2 separate regions of the Homo sapiens genome follow, and region 2 is linked to region 1. Evidence: chromatin loops called from intact Hi-C (ENCODE). Cell type or tissue: PC-3. All regions are shown on one strand. Each heading gives the region's core, and the rest is flanking DNA. Links, peaks and the distances in the headings are about the cores only.

What was found. Peaks named below come from ENCODE experiments on the same cell type or tissue, not always from the same donor. Only the 100,000 strongest peaks of a DNase experiment are listed, where the experiment ranks them.
Region 2: a loop joins it to region 1, with 4 times the contacts of the local background. A loop is called at or near these places in 2 of 110 quality-filtered maps.

Annotation. Positions count from the first base shown.
Region 1 is chr10:120,416,111-120,433,656 of GRCh38, reverse strand. No RefSeq gene overlaps it. Among named protein-coding and RNA genes, the nearest start is that of PLPP4, 32 kb to the left of the region's middle. In PC-3, for the core only: a CTCF peak has its summit at 10,127 (motif pointing left); DNase peaks (open chromatin) are centred at 9,686, 10,116 and 10,996; H3K27ac peaks cover 1,885 bases.
Region 2 is chr10:120,506,090-120,511,089 of GRCh38, reverse strand. The region is part of intron 2 of PLPP4 (phospholipid phosphatase 4); the gene reads right to left. Among named protein-coding and RNA genes, the nearest start is that of PLPP4, 51 kb to the right of the region's middle. In PC-3, for the core only: no CTCF peak of the experiment used is centred there; a DNase peak (open chromatin) is centred at 2,499; H3K27ac peaks cover 2,416 bases.

The DNA of each region.
Region 1 (17,546 bases), core at 7,633-12,632:
GAAGCCCAGCTCTGCCACTCCATCACTGGGTGGCCTCAGGCAAGTGACCTAATCTCTCCGTATTCCAGTTTCTATAAAATGGTGATAAAAATTACACCTGCCTCGCAGAGTTTTGGGGCATGCAGCAAGATGAAGCACGTAAGCACTGAGCACAGGGCATGGCACATGGCCTGTGCTCAGCAAACAGAGCAGCAGGTATTATTTTGGGGATGATTTTATTGCCAGGAGCAGAGTGGATAGGCAGAAAGGTTCATTCCACTAAGCCACCTTGGTGATTCTCAGCCAGTCTCTTCCGCAGTTTGGCTTTGCCTCTGTGTCCATCTGTCTCCTCTGGAGCTGTTCAACTGAAGGAGGAAGGAAGGGGCTGTCATTTCTGCAGGCTGCATGCTAGAATGAGAGGGTTTTAAACCTGGTTCAAGGGCCTCTAGTCAAGCAGGTGGTGTTGTAAAATATATTTTAACCACTTCAAAAACTGTAATAAAAAAGAACATATGCCTCCTTGAGCGGCATGCTAAATTTTAACAGACTTAGAGCTTGACAGTGCATGAACTGGTGCAGCCACATAAACTCATTTTTGTACAAACTTTGGGGGAAAAAAAACCCACCTTCCATCTCTATGTAAGTCTGGCCTTCATATAAAGGTACTGGTAAGTGGGAGTGTGGCAAGCCGCACTGGTGATTTTGAAATTTCTGGCCTCTGCACATCTCCTTGCATCAAATGCACAAGTGAGCGCAGCATTCACTTCCCAGTGTTTGCCCTTGTCACCGTGAAACAGTCAGTTGTGCAGTGACAGGTGAATGTACAAACATTCATGCCATGCAAACTGTGCAGCTGTCCCACTAGGTTAACATCGGATGCTGGAGGCAGGTTGTGCTTCTCTCCAAAGGTTCTACCGCTTCTTGCTTAAGATTTGAAGAGTGGAAACGGTTATTAGATTCTGTTAATGGTCCAATTCTGAAAACAATGACTATCCATCTCTCATGCTTCTGGAACATTTTTACTGAAGAATATATACTGTGATTGCAAAGCAAGATCTCAAATATGTATTGTTAGTATTTGTAACTATCTGTGTGAAAATGGAATTTTTTTTTCTCTTCCATACAATCCAAATCACATACAGAAGGGAATGGGAAGGAAGAGTGAGAGGAAAATAAGGTAACATCTAGCAGGCATAATAATGTCTTAGCTTGGGTTCCTCTAGAGGCCATTCCTAAGCAAGGGCACAAGTGCTTGGAGCTTATTTGGGCAGCGATCCAGGGAGCCCAGAGGGCAAGTGAGGAAATAACACATGGAAGGGAGAAAAGGCAATACAAGGCGCATTGCAAGCAGGTGACCCCTGTGGGCAGATGAGACTTATTCCTGCTGGGGAAACACAGCAGTGTCTCAGAATCATCCCCTAGCCCCAGCCCCACCTGGAGCCATGGTTTTCATTCACCAACTTCTGTCGGTTTGTAGAGAGCCACTTCTGGGGATCCAAGAAGATAGCTCCTGGCACATATAGCCTTCCCTGAACTCCAGCCAAGCAGAGGACAACAGCCAGAGAAAGCCCTTAAAAAAAGTTACAGGTGCTTGCAGCTGGCAGCTGAGACTGGCATGGAAGAGGTGGTGAATACTGAGGGGTAGGGATAGGGCAGGGTGGTATTGGCAAGGCATGAATATTATCTGTCACTCTCCCCTCTCTCCCGTCTCCTCCACTTTTAGTGACAGCTAGCAATGCTGTGTGCCAGGCGCCTTATCTATATTACCTCACGTGATCCTCGCACCAATCCATGAAAAAGGTGCTATTTCTATTCCCATTTTACAGATGAGGAAACTGAGGCTTGGAGAGGTTAAATAATTAGCCCCTGATGCCATCTTATAAACTATAGCTTCAGCATCAAACCTGGAGCCATCTGACCTCAGAATCCTTGCTGTTTCATCACTCCACCATCAGTTTTATTTGTTCTCATGTGTAATGCTAACTAATTGGTTATTCCATCTTTCTCTCCCATGCAGATTGAAACAAAAAATGCCAGACAGACATGCGGCAGCTGTGTCTCAGCACGCAGGGACGACGGGCAATCTCACTGCAATGCTGCATGGCCTAATGATGAGTACGCAATGCAAGTGATCGTGCAAAGGTTAAGTAGTGTTCAACACCTCCTCTTTTAAAAGGAACAGGATATGATGTGGTTTCTGAAAGAGTTCCCACAAGAATCATAAGAGACGTTCAGGTTTGTGCTTCGGAAGAGTCTATTTCAATGATCTGGATTATCCATTTCTTGGCAGTGCTGGGCAAATGAAGTGTTACCTTCCTCATTACAGAAGCTCTAAGCCAGCTGGACTGGTTTCAGAACTAGAGAGCAGATGTGGCTGAAGGGCCTGCAGAGGGGATCCTTGTGGTGCATTGGCAAAGTCCCACTCCAGGAGGAGGGCTGAAGCCCGTACTGCAGGTTTCTCCGGCCCCACAGTTCCTAGAATCGCTGTCATGGGAGGGAAGGCTGGTTTTAGGGGGAGGCTGCAAGACCAGATTAAATTAAGGGGGGAAGTGGCATGAACAGAACACACCTCCTTTTATCTTCAAAGCCGTTTTCAAAAACTGAATTCAGAAACAGCCTAGCCTCCTGGGAGGCACTCCATGGGAGGGCTTCTGCAGGCCAGTTTTAAAGAGAGGAGTGAGGTTCAGACACCTGCGGGGGTCAGAACCAGAAGGAAAAAATGTCTCCTCTGAAGCAGGTGCTCTGTTCTGACTACCCGCCACTCTTCCAGAGAGTTCTACAACTTTGCAAGCCCACCCTTCAAAGGGAGCAGATCAACAATGATTCCTTTGAGACACAGCCTTGAAAATGGGATGTATACAATACTACCGTTCTCATCTGACTTCTTGTTCCTACAGATTAAGTGGCATGGGGCAGGGGTGGAATTTCTATGAATTGCTCAATAACAAGCCCTGCCTCTAGGGTGCAGGTCATCACTACCTAGTGACTCTCATATCCATAGCATTATAAATCGGTCAAATGATAAGCCTGCACCCTATGCCTCTTACTTGAACATCAAACAGGATTCACCAGGAGGTCTCTTCCACTCTACCTTGGTTTAGCCGACCCTAAGATTACTCACTGGAAACAAAGCAATTGGAACACACAGGGAGCAACATTTAATGCAAAAGCCTGAAGCTGACAATAATATTACCCTCTCCAATCCCATCAGCATCAACAGAATCATCCTCTTCTGTGGTTTCAAATCATCCAATGGAATTTTTAGGTCTCAATCAACTGAAATTTGAAAAAAAAATCACCTACAGGATGTGTTAAACTTCTACTTGTAAGAGTCCATGTGAGGACTTATAAATCAATGAACTACATGAGAAAATTCCAGAAATGTTAAGAGCTTAGCCAGTGATTCTGGGAGTTTAACCATTCGCTCAGCTCGTCTCCTGCTGAGTGTCACTCAAGCAACCCAACAGCCACTTGCCAGCTCTAGAATATCAGAACAGACTGGGAAGGGGGAGGTGAGAAAGAAGTTTTATGTATATATATATACACACACACACACACACACATATATATATATATACATACACACACACACACACACACACACATACAATGAAATATCAATCAACCTTAAAAAGGAAGGAAATCCTGACATATGCAGCAACGTGGGCGAACTTTGAAGACATTATGGTAAGTGAAAGAAGCCAAATCACAAAAGGATAAGTATTGCATGATTCCATATATATGAGGTACCTAGACTAGTCAAATTCATAGACACAGGGAGTAGAATGATGGCTACCAGGGGAGAGGAGATGGGAGAATGAGGAGTTAGTGTTTAATGGGTCTGGAGTTTCAGACTGGGAGATGGATGGTGGAAAGTTACACACTACGGATGTGATTACTCCCATAAAACTGTACATTTAGAAATTGTTAAAATGATAAATGTTATTTTATATGTATCACCACAATACAAAAAAATCCCTACTGGAGGGATTTCCCATCTTGATGTCTTTACATTGACCAAGGCTCCAAGCACAGCAATGATCCACAGCAACCCTCAGAGCTCACATTGTTGACTATTGTAATCATACCCTGCTTTCCCGCTTGCATTTTTCACCTTCTCGTTTTCTCTGGCTGACAACGCGTTATTTCTTGGCAACTGACTATTCTATGTCAGAAGCCCCATGGAGTAGACATTCCACTGGATGTAAGAAGTTGGGAGAAAAAAATTTTTTTAAAAGACCAGTTTATAATAGCATAATACTCTAGGCTTCCTATTTTAAAGAATCTGGCAAAGAAACTCATATTGGGTTCTTTTTTTAATATAGAAAACTAAAAGTTCTGATTCATTTTAGCCAAAGATTTTAGGCACATATAATATTATGCTCATAACTTAAGAACAATTTATATAATTTTTCATAATGTGCAAAGAATGAAAAAGATCAAACAGGGAAAGTGACTTAATGTCTTTGAAGCTCTCTGTATTATAAATTCATCCTTCTTTGCAACACCATCACTCATCTCGATCTGGCAGCATTTTTCACTTTCTTCCTGTCAAAAGAGACTGTTGCTGCAGCAAAGAGTTACACAGATGATACTAAAGCAGTAAAAACAAAGGAACATTCTCCTTTAAAAAGAAACGGAAGCAGGATTCCCGAAAGTGTATCCCGTGAACTATCAGCATCAGAATCACTAATGTGCTTAATAAAAATGCAGACATCCTGCTGAATCAGAATCTCTGGGAATGCAGGCCTGGGTCTGCTTTTTATTAAATAAGGTCCCCAGTAACTACGGGAAGGCCTGACTGAGGCAAGCTCATGGAGAAAACTAAGTTCATTTTTGAGTCTTGAATCAAAGGCTGGCTTGTGAGGAGCAGAGACATGGGGCTCAGTGCCTGTCTGACTGCATAGCCCCCCCGTCCCCATCATGGATGCCGCATCCATTCTCCCTCATGACCCCAATATCCTCATTTCCAATATCCTTCCCATATCCTTAGACTCAACATTGGTTGGCTTTGAAGGGGAGAGCGGATCACTGTTCCCCTAAGGACACTGAGTGGATGAAGACAATCTGGTCATGGTCATGAAGACAATCGGCCATTGGATGATAGCCAATCTGGTGCTGGAACCTCAGTGGTACTCTCTGATGGGTCTCACCACTGTGGGGGTTGCCCTGCCTGGAGCCATCAAGGTCCATCCCTCACTCAACCACAGCCCCTGCCCCAGATGCCCTGGGTAGCCAAACCAGTGTCTGTAAACTGTAAACAGATCTTGGTCTTAAGTAACTTTTAACCATTGCTTGTGGCTACCTGGAGGGCTGTGGCCAGTGACTTCTGACAGCTGAATCAGAAACTTGCCTTCATGGATTTGCAATGTCTGAATGGGCTGGGGTGGGGCAAGGACAGCCTCAGATTGCCAGAACACCATCTCTGCTCTTTCATTGCTTTTAAGACAGTATTTTTCATACTTCAGTGAATTATTTACTTATATAAAAATACATGTACTTGTATTTATTTACAAGTACTTATGTAGTACTTTCTATATTCCAGACAGTCTTCTAGGGGTCTTATAAATATTAACTCTTTTAATCTTTATAACAATATTGAAGCAGAGGTTGTTTTTATCTTCATTTTTTAAGTGAGGCAACTGAAACACAGAGAGGTTGAGAACTTTGCCCACAGTTGCACAGCTGGTAAATGGCAGAGCCAAGGCAGTCTGTCTTCCTAATTTGTGTCAAGCTGTTTATATGGGGTATATATAAGTTAATGGCAAAATAAAGCATATCAATAAAAACAAACAATGTATTAAATTCTGGTTACTGTTGCCTATCCTGAGTCTTACTTTCTGTTTGTTGAAGGGGAGATTAAGGAGTGTTTTTAGAGGCATTAAAGGAAATAGCACAAAACTGATGCCTTCTCATTGACATAATTGGAACTGAAAGAGAACTGCAAAGTGAGTAACTTTCTTATTTTGTGGGTCAATGTTATTTAACACCACAACAGAGCACAATTTATGGTACCTGTTAGGGAGAAAATGTGCTGATAAATTATCACTTTTGTGCCATAAGTGTCAGAGGGCAGTTTGTTTTCTCATAGTTTCAACCTCTTCTTGATAACCCTGTGTGCTGATGCTTTGTTGGAAAGATCTTATCTTTTTTTGCACAAACTGTCTTAGCCCTAGTCACGTGATTAGAAAATCCCTATAAGTTGGGTCTAAATTAACCAAGCCTTTATGGTTGAATATTTCCAATCAACACACGATCAGCAGTTAATAGGGATCTAGGATGGTGGTTCTTAACTTGAGGTCTCTGGACCAGTAGGATGGGCATCACCCAAGAACTCTTTAGAAATCCATATTCTCTGAGCCACCCTAGGCCTACTAAATTAGAAACTGTGAAATAGGGCCCAGCAATCTGTGTTTGAATAAAGACCTTCAAGTTCAAAAAATCTGGTCTTTAAAAAATAGGCAAACCTAGTACACAACCATAGTAAAAATTTCATGGAAATTTCTTGTCATGAGTTAGATTTTTAAGAGCTTATATGGAATCAAATCCTGCCTCTACAATTTACTGCTTATGTGACCTTCGGCAAGTCATTTAACCTCTGTAAATCTCAGTTTCCTTTTCTGCAAAATAGGAACGATAAGACCTGATATATAGGGTGTTACCCAGTAAATTAATAATGCATGCAAAGGCTGAACAGTGCATAGTATATGACAAACACTCAAGATATGTTTGTCACTGGTATCATTACTCTTACCATCATTATTGGTGCAACAGCACTTGATGAGAAGTATTTTAAAAGGAAAAGGAGGCCAAGCATGGTGGCTCATGCCTGTAATCGCAGCACTTCGGGAGGCTGAGGCGGGTGGATCGCTGGGGGTCAGGAGTTCAAGACCAGCCTGGCCAATATGATGAAACTCCATCTCTACTAAAAAAAATACAAAAATTAGCTGGGCCTGGTGGGTCACACCTGCAATCCCAGCTACTTGGGAGGCTGAGGCAGTAGAATCACTTGAACTCAGGAGGTGGAGTTGCAGTGAGCCGAGATCACACCACTGCACTCCAGCCTGGGTGACAGAACAAGACTCTGTCTCAAAAAAAAACAAAAAACGGAAAAAGATTGTCAGTGAGTCACAGATGAGAATTCTAAGACAGGAAGAGGTATTCCAGCTCGGCAGCTCAGAGGGTAACTAGGCAAGGATTGTAGACTGAATCCATCTTGTTCAAAATATGTGACTGCCTACTCAAACTCTTCCTCCCACTAGCCTACTACTAACTAGAAACATCTACATTCCTCTCTCTGAAGATCCCTAGAATGCAGAAATGGTCCTTTCACTAGGTATTTCCAGCCAGATTCTTCTCAACTAAGGAAAGATAGGAAGAGAAAGAGTTGGGGAGGGAAACGGGGTGGCAAGGAGAACAGGCAGGATAGGGGCAGGGAAGAGTAAGAAGGGTGGACCACTCCTAGGCAGATCTCAGCTCTTCTTCCACCCCACCCCCTCTCCAAGGCCCCTCACCTCTTGCAGCCCCCATGCCCTGCCTTTAAAATGTGTAACTCTCGTTTCCTTAATGTTCCCCCATGCAGGCTGGAGTTTTGTAATCCAAGCTTTACTAAAACCAAAGGAGAGGAAAAAGAAAAAAGAAAAAGAAGCCTGAAGAAATAAAAGAAACAAACAAAATCCAGAAAACAAGTGGTGCACTCTGAGGACTGGGGTTTGATCCTACAATAGTAGCACAACAAGGACCTGCTAATTGATTTTCTCCATTAAAATGTAATCAGAGGGCTATCCAAATAGAAATGCCATCATCCCAGGGGAGCCCAAGTTGATAGGCAGATTTTTTTCTCTCTCTCACCTGAAATTCTACCCCCAGATCACATATCTTTAATCTTACTCCTACTTGCTCCTTTGGGCTAAGTCAACCAAAGGCAGGTAAGATCAGGACACCTGGCACAGAGGTGACTTGAGAAGATGTGAAAGATGAGAAAGAGTCCATCTGATAGAAGATGAGACAAAAATGAACAACAACTGAGTACCTAATATGTGCCAGGAATCTTAATTAATCCACATAACAAGTCAACAAGGCATTAATAAAAATAGCTATTGTTATTGAGTACTCACTATGTGTCAAGCATTGTCCTCAGCACTTCACGTAGCTTCATGAATTTAACCCTTATCACGACTTCATGAACTACATATTATTATGATGCCCCTTTTTCAGATGAGGAATTTGAGGCATGAAGAAATTAAGAATCGGGTCCTAAGTCATACAGAAGCAAACAGCAGAGCCTGGAGTTGAACCCAGGCACTCTGACTTGAAAATCCACCCTTTTAAGCAATGTCCTTGTAGGAAGAAAGACCAACAATACTACAAAGGTACAGAGGCCTGAGGATGAACAGATATCCAGAAAGAGTCAGGAATTAGTCAGGAAAGTTCCTCAAATGTTGAGAAAATGTTATGGTTTCAGGTTCAGGAGATTGTTTGCATGAGATAAAGAGGATGGAGCTGCCCTGAGGCTTGAGGCAGGTGCAGAAAAAGAAAACTCAATTACAAAGGGGGAAAAAAAATTGAGACCTGAAGAAGATGAGCTGCTATAGCAAGAGCTACATCAGGAGTCTTGGTTGTAAGGAAGAGAAGCCAGATCTAACTACCTTAAGTAGACAAGCAGTTTTTTGGATGGATTTCTATCAGTGATAGAAAAGAAAAAGAACCAGACTTAAAAAGCAAAAGCAGGCAAGAACAAGTGAGATCAAAGCAGCAGAAATTGCATCATGGTCACACCCAAAAAACAGTTCAGTTAGGACACTATCCCTGTGCACTTAACTGTGACCTGTCCCTGATTCTGCTACCATGGCTTTGAGTGACTGCTCAGTATACCCTCATTGGTATGCCACACCCCCAGGTGGGGCATCAGATTGAGCCAGGGTCCATGTCCCATTGAGCTTCTAGAATCTCTGGCAGAATCCTTTCTGCCATCAAGAGTCACACAACACAAGATTAATTATCCTATCCCTTCTCCTCCAGAACCCACAGCATCCATGGCAGCTTGAACAAAGATGCTCCTGTGCAAGTTTAGCTGAGATCCTGATGACCAGCTAGCCTGCATGCCATAGTACACAAACAGCTAGAAAGGTGTCCAAGAGAGAAGGGAACCAACATGCCTTCCGTCTCATTAGATATTTTAGCTTTAAAGACTTTTTCCTTGGGAGTTGTCATCAGCCTTGTGACAAATTCTCCTTCACTCAGAAAGACTCCAAAACCTTGAGGTCCAATGTCATCCAGATGACAAGGTTCTTATTATAAGTGATAGATGAGCAGTGGTCGACAAGGATGACCAAATGCTCCTGGAGTCAGCAGGCTGCAAACACCTCTGCCTCGTGACCCCTGTGAGCACATTGCTCTTTGAGTGACACGCGGAGGAACTGTAATAGGGGAAGGTGCTGGAGAGTAGGGGAAATTCATGCCTGTCTGCTGATCTCATATCCACAGAAGAAGTCCCCGAGACTGTAATACTTTCTTTTTCATCTGAGCGAGGGTTGGACCTGCATCCAAATTTCCTTGTCTACACTTGTGATGACCTGAAGATCACGGTGTAAACACTATGGCAGTGATCCACTTTGCCAAGCTCCCAAAGCTCTCCTATGTTGCAGGTTCATCTTTTTGCTTATTTCCAATTTGTCACTGGAAGGTCAGACAATGAGTCACTAAGCAGGATGCTATGAACATACTGAGTGCTTAAAGAATCTGGCAGCTGAAACCAAGGCAGAATGTGCACATTACGGAGAGAGCACAATTAGCACTGTGACTAAGAACCAAGCGGCTGACCAAGGGTGACAACAAAGGGAAACTTTTAATGATGAGATTTAATTTCCAAGGAAAAACCTCTAGAAAATTATAAACGCAGTAATTTGATTTAATCATCTGCATTTGAATAGCTCTGCATGAGCAACACATTTAAACATTTATAAAATTAAGATGCTAAAATTAATGTTGAGCTATTATAGAAGTGCTCATAATTGTCCAATGATCGTGCATAATTAAATAGCAATCTCCAACATTGCAGGATGGGGCCCCATTCAATGAAACTGTCAAGAGCCAACCTGGAAGATTTATTGGATGCAAAGTCTATGAGCCGTGAGCCCTCTTGTGGCCACAAAGCACAGTGCAGTCTAGGCCCTCCCTCTACCCTTGAGTCCTGGAGGAGTTTAGGGGGCCAAGAATCTAAGCATGAGGACAGGACCCCTGATTCTAAGAAAACTTCTGGGCAGTAAGCACACCCTCTCCTTCTGGATGCCAACAGAGATGCCAGGACAGAGCCCAAACCTTTCCAAGCCTCCAAGGAGGTGTTATCCAAGAACAACTCCTCCCATTTATATAGCTTCAAGTTGCTTTGATGTACAGTAGCCTTTGATCTGTAAGAAAAGCACTGTTGTCCCCATCTAAAGATGTTGAAACTGAGGCTCCAGAGGATGATGTGGCTTGCCCAAGGTCTTTCGTCCTTCAGTCTGATTTTAAATGCTGCCTCCCAAAAGAGGCCTTCCCTGACCATCCTGTATAAAGTTATGCCAGCACCCACCCACCCACACTAGGTCCTGTCAAGCACTAGAACCTCTTTATCCTATTCACTTGCTGACCACATGTTAGCTACATGTCTCCCACACTAGAATAGAAACTCTAGTGGGTCCAGATCTGTCTCACTCACACATGTGCCCCTGACCAAAACACTCAGGTATTAGCTGGGTGTGAGTGCCTAGACACCCTGCTTGGGTTGACCACAGGCCCCTCACACTCTGTGTCCAAAGCTCAACTCTTGAGCTGTCTTGTCCCACAGACACATTCCTCCTCCTGTCATTCATCATCTCAGTTTGGAGGCACCATTTCCTACCTAGTCGCATAAGCCAGAAATCAGAGTGTCTCTTGACTCCTCGGCATTTGAAGAGCCGGCCCCACATCTCCCATCCATAAGTAGCAGACACTGCCTTCTGCAAATCCTACATTCCAGTCGCTTGACTGTGCCCACCGCTCTCCATTTCCAGCCACGCTTTCTTTACAGAGGTCATGATCATGACTCATTTGCATTACGGCAAAAGCCTGCTGGCTGTCCTCCCCAGTTCCAGGCTATAGCCAGAGGGTACTTCCAGAAAGACAAAGCTCCCTTCCCTCTGTCACTTGGAACCCTCTAGGAGCTCCTAAAAGCTCCCTAGTGCTTTTAGGAGAAAGTCCAAAATAGCAAGCATGCCCAACATGGCCTGCATGATCCGGCCCCTGCTGCTCCTCCACCCTCCCCTCCTACACCCCATTCTACACTAACCCCTTTCATGGACATCATCTTACTGAATTCTCACAATAACCGTGCAAGGGAGACATTACCATTCCCATTTTATAAAATGAAGCAAGTTTGGAGAGGCAAAAGTAACTTGCCTGGGGTCCTGAAGCCTCCTGGTTTAAAACCCATTGCTTTTTGTACCTCCATCTGCTGTTCCCTACTGTCATCCTTGGCATTGGTAATGTTTGTTGAGCACCTCCTGTGTATAAGACACCATGCAAGACAGACTCTAGGACACCTTTTCTCTCCCTCCATCAGAAATGCACTAAGCAAGTTATAAAAAGCATTCTTGTTCACACACAGTTAGCAAGATACTAACTGGAGACCATCTGACTCCAGCGCCTTATATTCCAACATCTAGAACTGTGGCCCATCACAGGTACTCAATAAATAATTGTGAAGTGAATGATTGTCCATGCCCCTTCCTCCACTCCCTACCACCTTTTGGGAAGAACACTTGTCTGTAGTGTTATTAGAGCAGTCCATCTTATAAAAGGTAATGCCTAAGAAAACATGAGCCTCACTGATATTCGTCTCTGCTTCTTCAGGGTCCTATGAGTCTAGAAAACTTTTTTGTTTCGCCCCTCCATGAAGATGATAATTCTACCATCATACACGCCTCCCATTCCATTGACACATCCTATGGTGATGCTGATAAATAGCTGTTGTAAAGATGCTGGAAGACACCAGCCACACGTGGACTGTGTCCTGAAATTGCAATATGTCAGGGGCTTCAGATATGACCTGTATTGAGGTTAGAGTATAGACCCAAGTTCTTGCAAAGCCCTACTAAGGCAATGGCTGCAGGGAGGCAGAGGCAGTCCCAAGTCAGAAACGTGTTCCAGGCAACTGCTGATGACACGAGAGTTGTCCATTTACACTAGTTGCCATGGCAACCTTACCATCAAATTTGGAAAGTCTCATGAACAAGACAACCCTAGTGTTAGAGATTTCATGAGAAACACAGACAGATCCAGCCCCAGGGGATGGGTTTTCTTTTGAGGACTTCTCCATAAAGCCAGCCACAGGGTAGAAAGACTGTAAAGGCTGATAAGTGTGAACAGGAAAGCAATGAAAGCCTCTTGAATTTTCAGCCCACTAACTCAGGCTTTGTAAATATCAAAAACAGGTTGTTTTTTAATCTTTGCCCTGGCATGCAATTGTTTCAAAAACTATTTTTTGAATACACTAATGAAGAAAGGAATATATTTTTATAAAATTGGATTTTCTTATAAACTGAAACATAGAAATATATATATTATATAATTTTTCCATAAAACTACCTAGAAAACTAAAGTGGCTCTGAAGATTGGTTGTTCCAATGCACTGTAATTTGTGATTAGAACATCAACATTGACTAGTAGGAAAAACCAGGGATGTTAACCTAGGATCTTATGCTACTAGTAAGCTATTTGTCTCCTTTGAGGCTGGACATGATAATAAATAATATAGTACATGGTTGAAAACAGTTTGGAAAAGCTAAAATGCTAATCCAATATTAATAATGTTTGTTTAATCTCATCTCACCAGCCTTGGGGACTTGTTTCTGCTCACTTGGACCTTACTTCCTTTTTTCTGTGGGTATTAAATATTCCTATTCTGTTGTCTTTGGCCATCACATGGAACCTGAGGTCAGGCTGTGAGGACGTTGTGAAGTGAGTGTGTTTATGGGCACATGGCCACTTATCTTCGTGCACGGGTGGACACATAACATTGAGTGGAAACCTCTGGCCATCCTGACGTGACAAGCAAAAGCCTGGTGATTGGACTCTGACTCTTCTAAGCTTGGTTCAGGGCAAATGATTTCACTAAATTTGGTGGTTGGAATGTCCATTGTCACCTTTTCTGGGCACATGGTCCATAAGGATCCCTTCTTTTATTGGATGACAGCCCTGCCCTGCCCTGCCCACCGCTGTCCCACCCCATTCCATAACCATGACCAAGGCAGCCTCCAGCATGCATGTTGTAGGCTTCAGCTCTTGGGCTACATGAGGATCCTGTTTTGCTTTTGTTGAGACTTAATATATAAACCCCAACATAATTTGAGAAGAAAAAGAAAACACATTTTTATGAAATCTAGTACACAGCAATACCTGTGGTTCTTCACAAAGCTGCGCTTTATTATTTAAAATGCATAACTAGGACAGGCACAGTTGCTCACCCCTGTAATCCCAGCACTTTGGGAGGCCTAGATGGGCAGATCACTTGAGGTCAGGAGTTCAAGACCAGCCTGGCCAATATGATAAAACCCCATCTCTACTAAAAATATAAAAATTAGCCTTACCATAGGTGCCACATGTGATTTGAGGGGTCTTCAATACCCCTCACTGGATCAAAATGTCCACTCATCTCTACGCCTACCAGCTTATTCTCCAGAAGACTAGAGTGAATGAAAATAGACAGATGCTGCCTGAGAGCAGAAGAAAGCCTTTAACCATTCAGATCATCCCTTCCTTTCCCCACTCATTCTTTCATCCACTTCTCAATCATTTATTCTAAGAACTTGCTGAGCACCTACACAGTGCTATGCCCTGTACTAAGCACCGGGGACCATGGTGAAGAGGACCCAGACCTGATCTCTCCCCTTTCTCCCCATTCTCCCTTCACATAGGCTTTGCTCTTACCCTAGGACAATTGCACTTGGTGTTTCCTTAGCTAAAGTGTTCTTCTCACAACTCTTCAGCAAGCTCACACCTCCCCTATCCTTCTGGCATCAGCTCACAGGTCACCTTTACAGAGAAGTCTTCCCTGGCTACACTATAAAGGAGTCTCCATACTCTGCATTTATTTTTCTTTTTTTTTTTTCTTTTCTCTTTTTTTTTTTTTTTCATTTTTTTTGAGACAGAGTTTCACTCTTGTTGCCCAGGCTAGAGTGCAGTTGCACGATCTCGGCTCACTGCAACCTCCGCCTCCCGGGTTCAAGCGATTCTCCGGCCTCAGCCTCCCGAGTAGCTGGGATTACAGGCATGCGCCACCACGCCCGGCTAATTTTGTATTTTTAGTAGAGATGGGGTTTCTTCATGTTAGTCAGGCTGGTCTCAAACTCCCGACCTCAGGTGATCGGCCTGCCTCGGCCTCCCAAAGTGCTGGGATTACAGGTGTGAGCCACCGCACTCAACCGCATTTATTTTTCTTATAGCTGGTATACTTTTTTTTTGAAGTTCTTGGTTTATATTCTTCCTCCAGATCCTCTGCACCTGGCACATAATAAGGCATCATAGAATTTTTTTAGCACTTACTGTATGTCAGTTGCCCTTTTGAGTGATTTTTGTGCATGCTGCAATTTAATAATCACCCCAAGCCTATGAGGAAAATACTAACAGAGGCGGACAGAAGCAATATAACTTGCAGTTAATAAGGGGTGAAGCTAGATTTTGAACCAAAGAAGTTTCTTTTAGTGTCCCGTCTCCCAACCTCTACATTACATCAGCACTCAATTTGTCAGTCAGTATTTTGAAGAAATGAATGAAAAAACAAATATGAGAATGAATGAATGAGTGAAACTAAGAGTCTAGGGTAGAGGAGAAATATTAAAAAATTATTCAATCCCTACATAACTGCAAATAAATGTAGGCTGCAGTGCAGCCTACAGAGATGAAACCTAGTTCAAGGGATCAGAAAAGACCTGCCTAGAAAGTGATAATCTATTTAAGTGACAATGTAGAGGGTGCGTGACAGTTAGTGGGAGAAGAGGGTTATTCATCACATGGTTTATTGGTGACATTCGAAACATGGAAGGCAGATTGAACACTAGAATCAGACCTCACATTACAAAGAATATCTCCTGGTGATGATGTGGAGAAACAGGCAGGAATACATGGAGAATCCATGCTTTCTATAAGCACCTTGAAAAATTTAAAAGATACTCACTTTCAGGGCCGGGTGCAGTGGCTAATGCCTGTAATCCAGGCATTTTGGGAGGCTAAGGCGGCAGGATGCCTTGATGTCAGGAGTTTGAGACCAGCCTGACCAACATGGTAAAACCCCATCTCTACTAAAAATATAAAAATTAGCCAGGTATGGCAGTGGGCACCTGTAATCCCAGCTACTCTGGAGGCTGAGGCAGGAGAATCACTTGAACCTAGGAGGCAGAAGTTGCAGTGAGGCAAGATCACGCCATTGCACTCCAGCCTGGGCGACAGAGCCAGACTCCATCTCAAAAAATAAAAATAAAATAAAATAAAATAAAATAAATCCACTTTCTAACCCACCAATTTCACTTTTAACTGTCTATCTCATCAATATACTTGCACTTCTGTAAGTAAATATCTGCATTAAAAAGTTAACTATTGAAATAACCCAAAATTGAATGAAAAACAAATATTAATAAGGAAATTGATTTGGGCATTAATGAGGAATTAATTAATTTGGAAATTAATTATGCATTTTGGTACCACCATATTGTGTAAACTATTCTGCAACAATTTAAAAAATTTTGATCAAGACATTATACAATGGCATGTTAAGATCTGCAAGACATAGTGCTAAGTAGAAAAAGTCAGATAGCATTTTAGTATGGACTGAATGATGTCATATCTATATGTTTAAAGGAAAAGAAACTAGACCTGTAAGTGTGTGCACACAACACACACACACACACACACACAGATGTAAATGCATGTTCTGAAATATTTGGGATGTTTTGTAAGAACATTTAGCAAATTCTTATCTGTGATTTCCCAGGAAGAAAAGAAGGAGAAAACTGACTGACTTTTAAAATAATTCTGAAATGTTTTAATTTTTACAATGAAACTGTAGTCATATATTGCTGTGATTTTTAAAAAAACATGAAAAATCTCATATCGAAAGAAAAAGGTAAAAGAGCACTGCGATATCACTTCACACGGAGGTCCCCCTGGTTGGGTTATTTTCTTGCTATTGCATTGTTTGAATTCTTTATACATTTTGGATTTTAACCCCTTATCAGATATATGATTTACAAATATTTTCTCCCAGTCTGTGGGTTGTCTCTTCACTCTATGTATTGTTTCTCCTGCTGTGCAAAGCTTTTTAGTTTGGTGCAATCCTATTTATTTATTGCTGCTTTTGTTGCCTGTGCTTTTGAATTCATATCCAAGAAACCTTTGCTGAACCAACGTTGTGGAACTTTCCCCTTATGTTTTCTTCTAGTATATTTACAGTTTCAAGTTACATTAAAGTCTTTGATCTATTTTCAGTTAATTTTTGTGTATGATGTTAGATAGGGGTCCAATTTCATTCATCTGCTTGTGGCTATTCAGTTATTCTAGCATCATTTATTGAAGACACTGTCCTTTCTTCAATGTATGTTCTTGGCGACTTTGCCAAAATTCAATTAATTTTAAATGCATAGGTTTATTTCTAGAATCTCTATCCTGTTGCATTGGTCAATGTGTCTGTTTTTATGCTGGTACCATGCTGTTTAGATTACTACAAAATTGTCATAGATTTTGAAATCAGGTAGCCACCAATTTCGTTCTTTTTGGTCAAGATTGCTTTGGCTTTTCAAGGTCTTTCATTTAGACAGGAGCAATAAACTTTAGTCATCTATTGGACAGAATGGTGACTATATAATAAGTAATGCAAGGTGAATTTCAAAATTACTGAAAGAGTAGATTTTAAATGTTTTACCACAAGAAAGGTAAGTATGTGAGTTGATTAATTTGCTGATTAGCTTGCTTTAATCATTCCACAACATAAATATGCATGTCAAAACATCATATTATATCCTATACATATATACAATTATTATTTCTCAATTAAAGATAAAAGTAAAGAAAAGGAAGAGGTTCCCCTGGGAGCTATCCCATAAGGTTTCACAGGAGGCCCCTCTCAGCTAAAAACCCTGCTGGGCACATGGCTTGATCCAGGCCATCTTAGCATTTCTAGCTTGCCCTGATTGCATCCTTATTCACCTGGCCAGTTGTTTGTGGATTCAGACTCCTGACTTATTCGTGGCTGAGCATGTAAGCACCATCCAAGGTTTAGGACGTCTGTTATGTGTGCCCTCCACCATTTGGCTTTGAGCCTGCTTTGGGTCAATGCATGTCTTTTCCTTTCCTTGTCGACTATTCCTTACCCTCCCCAGGAAGTAAAAGAAAATGTGTTCTTCAATCCTTAGTCTCACAGCTCATGAGAAAAGAAACTCAGCATTTCTATAAATAAGGGCAAATTCATAGCATTACCCGGTGATAAGGGGAAGAGTAAGCTCCATTGGAATTTTTCCTTCTCTGCTGTGGATAATGAATCACCCATGTGGTTTTTG
Region 2 (5,000 bases), core at 1-5,000, 85 kb before region 1:
TTTTCTAGGACCACTATCAACTGCTCTTGAGCCAATGCTAAGCACCTAGGAGGGCCCAAGGCTCCCCATATCAAGGGCTTCCCAGGCAAGGGAATGCAGCCTTCAAAATGCCATGGTTCCCACCCCAGAGTTGCTGCAGCAGAGGTGTCTGTGTGATTGCAAGATGTGGCTTGTTTCCTCCTCTCATCCTAAAAGCAATGGGCCCTAGTGTCTCATTCTTCTCCTGGAAATGTATCTGCCATATCCTTGGGCAGCACAGTCCGTGAATCAGGATGGATAGAGACATAGTTACATGTATCATTCACCCCCTTGTACACAAACATTTTTAAATGAAAGTTGGAATTAAGAGGTGAACTTCAGAAGCCAACACATTAGGAAAACGACTTCCTCCTAGGGCAAAACACCTCTGAACTGGGTAAAGGAGGAATGAGGCGAGTAAGCACCCCACCACCTCACTTTCACTCAGCAAAGCAGACTGAATTGAAACCAGTGCATAAGCATTCCACTCTTTCGACAAAGGCCATTGGTAGCTGCAGTTCTGCTGCCCGAGCCAGGGGAGCAGATGAAGATGTACAGAGGGACGTAAGGTGGGGATGCTCCCTTGTACCTCCACACATGGGCAGAGGTGGAGGAAAAACATGAGCAAGCAAAGTCTCCCTTGGTATTGTTTTCTCTTCTGTTAATGTTTCCATGGCTAATTTTAAAAGAATCAAATCCTAGGAAATCCTAGGATGAGCCCAGGGTAGGAAGATGGGGAGTGGTCAGAGCTTATTAACTGAGACCTGAGAGAAAACAAAGAATTCCAGCCGAACACTGCTGCAGGATTCAGAGAACATATTGAACCCTTCTTGGACTTGAGTTCTGCTCACTTGTTATGAGTATGGGGCTGCTGAATGTACATACCTAGGTTACAATAACAAAGGCTAACGTGTACTGAGAACTTACTAAGGACTATAGTCTATTCTAGGCACCCCATGCAAATTAACTCATTCACTTCTCACAGCAATCCTACATGGAAAAGGCTTCTTACTTAATGCATAGGAAAATAAAGCACAGAGAGGTTCAGCAACCTGCTGGAAGTCACACAACTAATCAAGTGGTAAAATGAGGAGTTGCACCCAGACCATCTAAATTAGGCTCTGCACTTTTGACCACAATGTTAGAGCAGTTCCTACCCTAGAAAGTAAACATTAAATAAAACATAGTGCATGCTTTTTTTCCAAGTTAAAAAAGAAAGGTAAGGAGGCTTGTTTCCAGGTCATAGATAAGTCATAGAAATTTCAGTGACAGCTGTCATATCTTAAGCACCTACTACGTGTTATGGACTTTCCTCACACTTTCCAATCTTCTAACTATTCTGCTATGGAAAATATTATTCCCATTGTACAAATAACCAAACTAAAACTCAGAGAGATGAGTGAACACACAAATGCACACAGCTAGTAGGACCAAGACTCCCAGACTGGGTTGCCATGCTCCTGGGTTGGAGTCCTGAATCTCGGTGATTCCCTTAGCCCAAAAGCTTTAGTTTACAGATGGGGAAACTGAGGCTGGCAGAGATTATATATTGAACACCATCTTTAAAGTTACTAATTGTACTGCACAGTGCCCACATAAAGAGATAGTGTATGTATCATTAAGCAGGATCTGGAATGTGGCTAGTTTTGTATGTATTCCACAGGCTGGGAAGCCAGAGCTCTGTACAAAAAAAAATGTGCGGAATGGACTCAGATTGAGGAGAGGTGAGTTCAGCCCTAGCTCCTGACACTTATCCATTCTTTGTCCTTGAGCAAATCATGTAACCTCTTTGATTCTCAGTTTCCTTATCTATAAATGGGTATGACGATAATAATATCCATGGCAAGTATTATTGGCAGGATTTCAATTCACTAATAGTTATGGAATGCTGATTAGGTGCCACACACTAAGTGAAGTGCCAAAGGTCTGTCACCCCCATCTGATGCTCTCTAGAGCTTGATGGGACATGTTCTTAAAGACACCTTTCACAGATAAAGAAAGTAAGGTGCTAAGAGGGGAGGTGATCTTCCAAATTTGCATAGCTAGTGAATGGCAAAGCTGGGAGTTGACCCCTTGTAGGCCACTGTGGAGCCCAAACCAACTGCCCACCAACAGGATCCAACAGAGAGCTAGCATCCGGCAAATGCTGGTTGTTGACTAGTATTTCATTATTTTCTAGAAAAGACTGTTAAAAGGGTATCAAGATCTTGTCACCAGACACATAGGATTGATGCATTTTCAATTCAAGCCCACCTGCACCCTTAGATCTAAGTAGTGTGCACCTTTGAGTAGCAGGAGGAGGTTGGGGAGAGAAGAGGGAGCCTAACTCTCCCAGGCACCCTGACCATACCCTAAACGACAAACTAAGTTATGGAGCATCCACCCATGAATCAACACAGGAAGGGGCGTCAATCCCTGGCCAGTGCTGCACCCAGAAAGTGAGTCATCCCCACCTGCTGATGTAAGGCACCATGCACCACACTGCCGGGGCGCTTCTGGGAAACCACAAAATGTGAAGCAGTGTGTTTGATGGGGGAGGGCATGAGGATGCCAAGGACTTCTAACAACCAGAAGGGATCGAAGCCAGAGCAGCCTCGATGCGAGGGTGTTAGCCAGAGAGGAGCTTGTCACTGGGGTTTATTCACAACAGACAAAACAAAACAATGGGCCCAAAGTGCCTTCATTTCTGGCTTTTGACAGAAAGGTGTGCTGCAGGGTGATTATAAAGACAACTTTAAGACACTCAGACACTTGGAAAAGGCCCTGCTCTGGGTAAACAATTACATCCCATCACAGATAAAAGAGCTGTCTAAGACTCTTAAAAAGAGCCTAAAAATTAAATTGTCTATCATGATCCAGCCTTGTCTCTTTTTCTTCCTTCTTCCTCCCCAAAATGACTTTATTTCTGCCTTCCTTAGAAGCATCCTATCCCAGAATAGAAAACCCTGGTATCAAATCAACACAGTATCTATCAGTAATAGTCTATGAGAATGTATCTTCTGGACATATCACGGTCGAAGCAAAAAGAGAAGAGGGCAAAGAATAGGCCTTGGGTGGATTTCTTTTGGAAGCCAAGGAAAAAATTTGCAAAACCTATCATTCCTTAAACTTCTTACTGAGTCTTACCTATTCCTCAAGGCTTTTTAGTGATGCTGAACTGTTCACCTTGTGTTCATGTCTGTGCCCCTCCCTAGACTAGAAACCATATCTTATTCATCTTTCCTCATGGCAAGTGTTTCATAACCATCCACTGAATTAGCTTGTAATTAACCAATCTAAAGCTACCCCCAGTCTAGCTCTATCCCTGCCCCCTTTCTTAGCCCTTACGCATAGATACTCCAAACAAACTCCTATTGACAGGACCCACACAGGCTCACTCTCCATTTCTCTGCCTTTACACGCCTCTCCACCTAACCAATCACCAAGGAAGCATCACAGCGGAGTGCCTCCAAGTGAGAGTTTGCACTCACAGCCAGTGCTCAGATCCTGGTTCAGCCACTGACAGTTGTATAATCTCGGACAAGCTGTATAATTTCCTCAGTTTTGTTTTCTCCACTGACATGAGATTAACAAAAGTGCTGACCTCAAAGGATTCTGAAGATTAACTGAGATGTTCTTTATAAAGTGATAAGCACAGCCCCTGAATTCAAGAAATGTTTACTGTTGTTGATGATGATGATGATAATGATGATGATGATGATGATGATGATAATGATGATGATGATGAAGAACTTCCCTAGAAGTTTACCTGAGCCTCTCCTCTGGCCCTTTTCAGATTCCATTTTGTATTAGAGTACCATCCTAATGTACCAGGGATCCTGGAAGGTCCCTGAGGGTACCTCCCAAGTCTCATTGGACTTCTCATCCCCTATAGCCCCTATGGTTTTCTTTACCCACAGCAGGCTCCCTGAAAATGTCCCCTGAATGTACAAAGACACAACTACTATAGACAACAAAAAGTATACCAAAGAGCAACAACTAATACCGATTAAGTTGTCCTACACAAAAAGTAGGTTTTAAAAAATATTCTGATAAACCTCTCACACTCAGCAGGAAACCGGTACCTCTTTTGAATGAGGAAACAGCCTTCCATAAAGGCCTTGGGCATATCCCAGAAATGTTAAGCAAGACTTTTGAGTGCATCTGAAAAGAATTCTCAGCCAGTCTCTCTGGTCAACAGGAACACTGGGTTGTCAAGGGAAACAAGCTCTTGGAATCAAACAGTTCCAACTACACCCAACTTTCAGAGTGACAGACATCACCTGAGCTAATGGTGCCACAGACAGCGAAAGTGCAAGTTAGGAGGCTTCCAGTGACATTATTACCATTTACTCTGCACTTAATCCCCTAGCCATCATTCTGTTAATTTTCTTGTTACATTTGCCGAATTGGCTCCTCTAAATTGCACACAGATGACTCTAGAAGCATTCATTATCCAATAAAAGAAAATCCAAGTCAATGCCAGCTACCTTTAAAAAACACCTTGGTAAGAAAGAAAGTTCATCTTTAGATTAAAACATTCCAACCAAAATTAAAGGAGACCCCAAGAATTTTTTTATGTAGTAAATGAAAAAATGTGAGCTTTCAAAGAAAATCAAGCCATTTTATACATCAGTGAAAATGGATGTTCTATTACCAATTCTTCTACTAACATCTGAAGGTTTTAAAAGACCAAAATAATATAATGCCTTATATTAAATTCTTAAAACCCAGGAGAACAAATCTTTTTTATGGGGTGACAAAATATTTTTCATCTTTGTGTTATAGGTATTATAAATGTATCTACTGCTTTCCTTATGTTATTATGGAATTGTACTAAATCGTGTGACCAAATGAATGAAATTTATCAACTGCTATTAATGAAATAAAAGGTTGAACTTATTTCATTAGAATAGAGGGTATGAATCAGTATGTGTAGCTGAATATCCTTCTGTTCTCTGAGAACCCCAGCACTGAATAAGCCCTCTACTGACTAATTTCTA